2 separate regions of the Homo sapiens genome follow, and region 1 is linked to region 2. A link is a contact called in ENCODE Hi-C or POLR2A ChIA-PET data. All regions are on one chromosome and are shown on one strand. Each heading gives the region's core, a stretch centred on a gene start or an enhancer-like site at or near the end of the contact. The rest is flanking DNA. Distances are from core to core; before and after follow the strand shown. Region 1 overlaps HIVEP3 (HIVEP zinc finger 3). Region 2 overlaps HIVEP3 (HIVEP zinc finger 3).

Evidence for each region. Hi-C counts contacts between places; a loop is a spot of excess contacts on that map. ChIA-PET counts read pairs that join two places held with the same protein, here RNA polymerase II (POLR2A). Pooled maps may share reads with other maps.
Region 1: a map of B cell shows a loop between it and region 2 (12-fold over the local background). The contact joins two enhancer-like sites. A Hi-C loop is called at or near these places in 12 of 168 maps with a recorded cell type or tissue (B cell, IMR-90, PC-3 and 7 more), 11 of 37 single-sample maps with no recorded cell type and 16 of 50 pooled maps. POLR2A ChIA-PET finds 5 or more read pairs at or near these places in 11 of 52 experiments (A549, AG04449, B cell and 7 more).

What each region holds. Positions count from the first base shown.
Region 1 is chr1:41,660,831-41,664,199 of GRCh38, forward strand. All of the region lies in intron 2 of HIVEP3 (HIVEP zinc finger 3), which reads right to left. Among named protein-coding and RNA genes, the nearest start is that of EDN2, 180 kb to the left of the region's middle. RefSeq lists a silencer at 1,273-2,152. Within about 2 kb of position 1,866, at least 31 of the 41 ENCODE cell types and tissues checked have a DNase peak (open chromatin) inside an H3K27ac peak, as active enhancers do; they include B cell, where a contact is called at or near this core.
Region 2 is chr1:41,622,085-41,624,978 of GRCh38, forward strand. All of the region lies in intron 3 of HIVEP3 (HIVEP zinc finger 3), which reads right to left. The region is part of intron 1 of LOC128125817; the gene reads right to left. Among named protein-coding and RNA genes, the nearest start is that of EDN2, 140 kb to the left of the region's middle. RefSeq lists enhancers at 1,042-1,131, 1,292-1,461. Within about 2 kb of position 1,352, at least 3 of the 41 ENCODE cell types and tissues checked have a DNase peak (open chromatin) inside an H3K27ac peak, as active enhancers do; they include B cell, where a contact is called at or near this core.

The DNA.
Region 1 (3,369 bases), core at 616-3,115, 39 kb after region 2:
CAATTTGCCATTCTTACTCTAACAGGGAAACCTTTACTGGTGGAACAGCTTTCAGAACTAACAATCCACTGAACACACTGGGAAAATCTGCTACTAGGCACACAGGACACTTATTAATGACCCCTTTTTTGCAGATGATGGAACAGAAAGGGTGTTCTAAGTCACAGAGCAGAGCCATGACAACTACCAGCCCAGAAATCATCCAAACCACAGTTACTGGCACGTGCACAAGGCTTTACATCTACAAAACATTTTTTACTTACGTGATCTCAATCTTTCTTAAAAACATACCTCTGGGGACACTCATTCCATTTTTGATAAAACATAGCCTGAAAGAGACGAACGAGTCTGCCCAGAGTCACTAAGGGATAGACCCATAATTTGGCTCTATCAGTTTCCCCTATGTCCTTGATGAAACATCAATCAATACATTATATTTTTATAGATAAACAACTGTGGCCACTATGCAGAGATCCCTGCAAGATGCCAAGGCTGATGCTATCTGCACCTGTTTTGCAGCCACCACCACTTCTGTCTGAAGCCCAAGCACCCTGCTCTGATTAAGGGGGGTTGGGGAGGGTGCTCTCAGAAATGCCCCTGGAGTAGAAGCCGCTCTGGAAACATCCAGGCTGTGAAGTGGGAGTAGATCTCTCCCAGTCGCCACACCCTCCTGACCATGCCAGGTACAACCCGCTAGGATGTACCCCCAGTGCCAGCTGTCATTATGCCGGGAGGAGGGGCTCCTCGGAGGATCCAGAGCAATGCTAGTTTAACTCACTCCCAATGAGCCCCGAGGAGCCCCAGGCTGGTGGGCTCTGACAGACTGAAACTGCATGGCCTTGGGGGAAGCTAGGGCTGCCAAACCCATTCAGCAGCTCCCGCCGGGTGTGCCGTGTCCCACGGTATGCGTGGGTGCGAGGGGTGAGCGCCGCGCCGGGGTGAGAGTCTGCGCTGGACACAGGAGGCTGTGCACGCCAACGGCCGTGCCAGGCGCGAGTGTGCCAGAGAAGTGTGTGAACGCGGGAACGCTTGTGTCGCCCTAGGGTGGTGACAGAAGTAGTGTCTGGAAAACGCTGGCTGAGAGCGCGTGCATCAGGCCACCGCAGGCTGCGAAGAAGCCGGGGCCCCTCACTCCAAGGGTCCCGGGAGTTGGCACCGACGCACTACTGCAAGCGCGCCCGCGCCCAGCCCTCTCCCACCGACGCGGCTCCCTCCGGTCCCTCTGCCGCCCGCTCGGCGGTGCCCGGTCCCTGGGCTGCCAGGCCGCGGCGGGGGCGCGGCGCGCGGGGCGCTCGTTGCTTACCTGCGGGCGGCCGAGGCTCCGCTGCTCTGGGCTGGGCTGCGCCGCGCTGGACTGGGCTGCGCTGGGCTGCGCGCCCGGCCTCCGCGCGGCTCGGCAGCGCCCGCGCGCTCGGCTCCGCCCGGCTCGGCTCCGCCCGGCGGTGCCCCAGGCGCTCGCTGGCGGCCCACGCGGCGCGGGGTGGGCGCGGGGCGGGCTGGCGGGCGGGCGCCGGCGGCGGGCGCGGCTCCGGGCCGCCCCGCGGCCGCTTGGAAGCTCCTTATTTGGGCAGTGATGTCAGGGGAAGTCGCAGGGGCCGGACCACCCACTTCTTTCCATTCACTCCCCAGAGTTTCCTGTCGCCGAGCACGGGGACCCCGCCGCCGGCCCGGGGCGCCTCTCCCGTCCGCTCGGCCTCACTGCTGGCCACCCCGGGATGCCTTCGCGGCCGGGGTCGCAGATGGGCCCGGGCGCGGCTGGCGGCTGCCAGGGGAGGGTCTCCTCGCCCGGGGAATCCCTGGCTGCCGGCGGCCGCGGGGAGGGTCTGCGCGCCGGCCTCCTCGGTGACAGGCCGTGTCACTCCGGGCGCCGCCCCTCCCTCCGCGCCCGCCCCGGCTCCGGCGCTGTCTTTTCCTCCTGGGCCCTCTAGGGAGGGCAGACAGGGAAGCCCCTGTCGCCGCCGCCGGGGCCCTGCCACTCTGCGCCACGCCTTGGTCGCACCCGGGCCCAGCGGGAGTCCATCGCCGTCCCCAAAGTGTGCGCTCCCCGCCTTCCCCCTGGGTGCCAGCCGGGCTCCGGGAAGCCCGCGCCTCCCCAGGCGGGAATCCGCTTTAATGAGCTCTGGGCGGGGCGGGCCTGCCAGGGCCTCCCTGGGCTCAGGCCTGGGGTGGGGGCGGGGGACACCCCGGGGCTTCCCAATGGCTTGACTTTACCAGAAGCTGCTGGATCTCGGGATTTGGGCCTGAGTCACTCTGGTCCTTGCTCTGGCCAGGATCAAGCACACTTGAGCCAGTTCCCAGCCAGGCCTCCACAGGTCTGCGGGAAGGCCAGGACCCTGAGATCTCTCTCCGTGATCTGTTATTTCACTGATGCCCACCAGAGGTTATTTGGCAGAGGTCAACCCTCTGCCACAGTGGAACCAGGGCTGGCCCTGGGTTTGGCTGACTCCAGGAACAGCCTCAGGAGGAGACAATGGAGCTGGGGGTCGGGGGTGTAGAGTGGGGTTAAGCCAGGACTAGAGTGAGGTAAGTTAAGTGCCTAGGATGCAGAATTTAACCAAGCACTCCCTTTCAGGGTCATGAAAGTTTGAGGCCCCACAGGGGAACTAAGCACTATGCTGACCCAAGTTTCCAGGGGGATCCTTGGAGGCTCCAGGTTTCCTCTGGCTCCAAAGTCATGCCCTCAACTTCTCTAGGCCCAAAGGGCGGATTAGTGACCTTGGGCATTTGTGTGCCTTTATACAACAGCCTCTGATAGAGCTGCCACCCTTCCTCCAAAGCCAGATCAGAGCAAATAGACTCCTCCCAGACCCCCAGCTTTAATGGAGGGAACCCCCACCTTCTAAGAGGCACTACATTCCTAGGGGCAGAGAGGAGGAAGCTATGGCTCCAGGGCTTGCAGAGAGTCAAGGCAGGTGTGATTGCAGCTGGACATGGGTCTGCACACTCACGTACACGATTGCAAACCCACTGACCAGCTGCCAAGCTGCCCAGCTGTTCTGTGGATCACCACCACCCCAGTCTCTCTCAACTTCCATCAGCTCCCAGGGCCCAATCCCAGCTCTAATTGGGTCATCCTCCTTCTGACAAAGCCCCAAAGGGAAGGACCACACTTCCTGATCTGGCATGCAAGGCCCCACGGACCAGCTGCATCTCCCAGAGCTCAGCCCATCCTGCCATTTGCCCAGCCACCACCCCCAACACGCACCACTTTGCACCAGTTTCCACTTCTTGAGGTCTTCATACAGGCTTTCCCTTTGAAATGTCTTCTCCACCCCCTCCAGCTGTCCTTCACACCCTGAATCCAAGCCTGCCCTTGATACAGGTCCTTCTCTTGAGCAGGGCAACTGGGGTGGGGTGCCCCCTGGGACA
Region 2 (2,894 bases), core at 102-2,601:
AGATCCTTGGGTTCAATAACAAATGCTTACTGAGCACCTGCAGAAACCTATACAGCAGCACCCTGCTGGGTGTACAGAAGAGGAAGGCCGAATCCCTGCCTAGAGGGGAGCCCCTCTCATGGAGAGACAGATGGAACTTGCATATATGACCAGGGTAGAAATAAAGACAGGGTACCACAGAATCCCAGAGTAAAGGTCCTAATGCCATGGGGAAGGGGCACTCAGGGGGCAGGGAAGGAAAACTCAGAAAGAGGGAGCAGCACACGCAAAGGATTAAAGTGTGACATGTTCTGCACAAGAGCAGGGGTGGGGGAGGAAGAAGGATGGAGATAACGGGAACAGGCTGAACTGGGAATGCTGAGCTAAGGGTCTGGATTCATCCTGTAGGTCAAGGGTTGGCAAATCCAGCCGGCTGCCTGTTTTCGTACATAAAATTTTACTGGAACACAACCACGCCCATTTTTTACATATTATCTGTGGTTGCTTCCAGGCTGCAATGACAAAGTCAAGAGAGACTATATGCCCGGCAAAGCTTCAAATACTATCTGGCCATTCAGAGCAAAAGAATGCTCATTCCTGCCATAGACGCTGGAAGCTATGGGTGGATTTTAAGCAGCAGATAGCAGGGTCAGATTTGTGTTTCACGTTTCTATCACTCTCGGATCATGCTGGGATGTGCTGGAGCAGGCAAGCCAGGGGAAAGGGAAGGTGGCTGGGAGGCTGGTACAGTTTTCCAGGTAGGGGATGGAGATCAACAACAACATTGCTGTTTTTTATTAAGAGATTCATTAAGAGTTGCTATGTGCCCACACTGGGCTGTGCCCTTTACACATATTCATTTAATCTGCAGAGTAACTGCTGGATATAGCTAGAGTTGTTATCTCCATCCTACTGATGAGGCACAGAGAAGTGAAGTCATTTGCCCAAGGTCACGCAGCCAGTATGAGACAGAGCCCGGATGCAAACCCAGTGGTCCAAACCTGAGCTGGGGCCCTCAGTGCCAAGCTCCAGGGCTTCAGTGTCAAGCATGTTTTTGGCAACAGATCCCTTCGAGCCTCCCTGGGAATACACAGAACACAAATCCTCTAAAGGAGAAAATCTACCCCAGCCGAGTCAGGCAGGAAGTGGGAGGCAGCAGTGTGGCTATTTTGGAGAAGCGACACGAGAAACCACGAAACTTCCTACCTGTCCCGTTTTGCTCCCATCTGTCCTCAGAAACAAGGCTGCCCCTCTCCAAGATAAAAAGGTGTTTCTCCCCACACAGTGGCTCTGCCACTGGTGGTGGGAGAGAGAGCACTAAGCTTAGCACACACTTGCTATTTTTAAAGGGCTATATAAACAAACAGGGCTATGTAAATAAGAAAAAAATGAGGTCATCCTTTTAAAACCTAAAAATGTCCCTTTTCTATGGGGTGAGCAGCACAACCTCAGAAAGCACAGGGGTTTTTCTATCCCCTTGAGGCTTCTCTAGCCCATGGCCTCCAAAAACCACCAGGCCTGGCTCTCTTCCTTGCACCCACTGAGTGAAGGGCAGGTGGCCTGGGAGTCAGGACTCCTGGGTTTCATTCCTGGGTCTGTGGGCTTTGCCTCAAATGCCTAAGGCCAATGTGCAATCCCAGCCACCACCATCCAGGGAACCTGACATCCAACCCCACGCCGGTCTCTCACAAACACGGCCCATGCTCCAGGCCCTCCTCCTCCTGTGCCAGCCCTGGTTTGGCAAGCTGATTCTCCTGGCCCCTCGGGTATCCTTTTTCCTCCCCACTGCCTCACACCTTGACCTGTTGAATGGCCACAGAGGCTCTCTGCATGCCGATCAGAGTGACGTGTATGCTCCCCACCCCCACTTCTCTGCACACATGTTTACCTTGCTCCACGCTCTTCTGCACCTTTTCTTCAAAGGCGCGGGCCAGAGGTCATTAAAGCAGCCCCAGGAGCTGAGTTTGCTCATCAACAACTGCTAGGAGACTTCCCAAGCCTCAGCAGAAGCTCACATGGCCTCCCTGGGTTGCGAAGAGTACTATTTCCACTACTGACTGCACTCTCCACAGCATCACCTCAACTTCTCCCCTCCCCATCTCTCCTCCTTCCTCCTCTGCCTCCAACTCTCAGCATCCGTGGCCCCTCCATTATCCTCCAGTACAAAAATGAGAACCACCAATATTTGCTGAAGGGGTAGTCTCCAAATTGTGTTCCATGAAAGTGTTTCAGAGGCTCTCCAAATGTTCCACGAGCATGTTATTCTAAAAGTACAGTTTGACTCCTATTCTAACAGAAAACGAGCACGTACACACATTCAAACATGCTCTATAGCACATGGGAACACACTGAATATAGCCAACAAGTGCTGCCGGTTTAATTTGGTTTGTGCAGACCTCAGATGAAGGTCTGGGTAGATCTTGACCTTCACCGTTGAAATGTATCTTCAGTTAGGAAGAGTGGAGCTCTTCACTGGGTATCTTTGTGTTGTCATTTTTTAAATTCAGGACTCTATATGCGTACACAAAACCATACAAGCAAGTACACTCTGAAGCTTTCAATGACAAGACAATGTATTATGTGGATTATCATGAAAATATCATAAATGATTGTGGGGCTTCCTGTCTGACTTATGTGTGTAATAGGAAGGAATTCAAGCAGTTGTTGGATATTGTCACTGATGCAAACCAGAATTCCCTTCTACTCCTCCCCAAATGCCCAGATAATGTTGAACTGAAGACCATTCTGTGGCTTTAAGGCAAGCTGTTAACAATCTGTCACCATTCACATCATGTTATGGATGTTGATTTAGAATTCCTTGGCCAGGCGCGGTGGCTCACGCCTGTAATCCCAGCACTTTGGGAGGCCGAGGTGGATGGATCACAAGGTCAGGAGTTTGAGACCAGCCTGGCTGA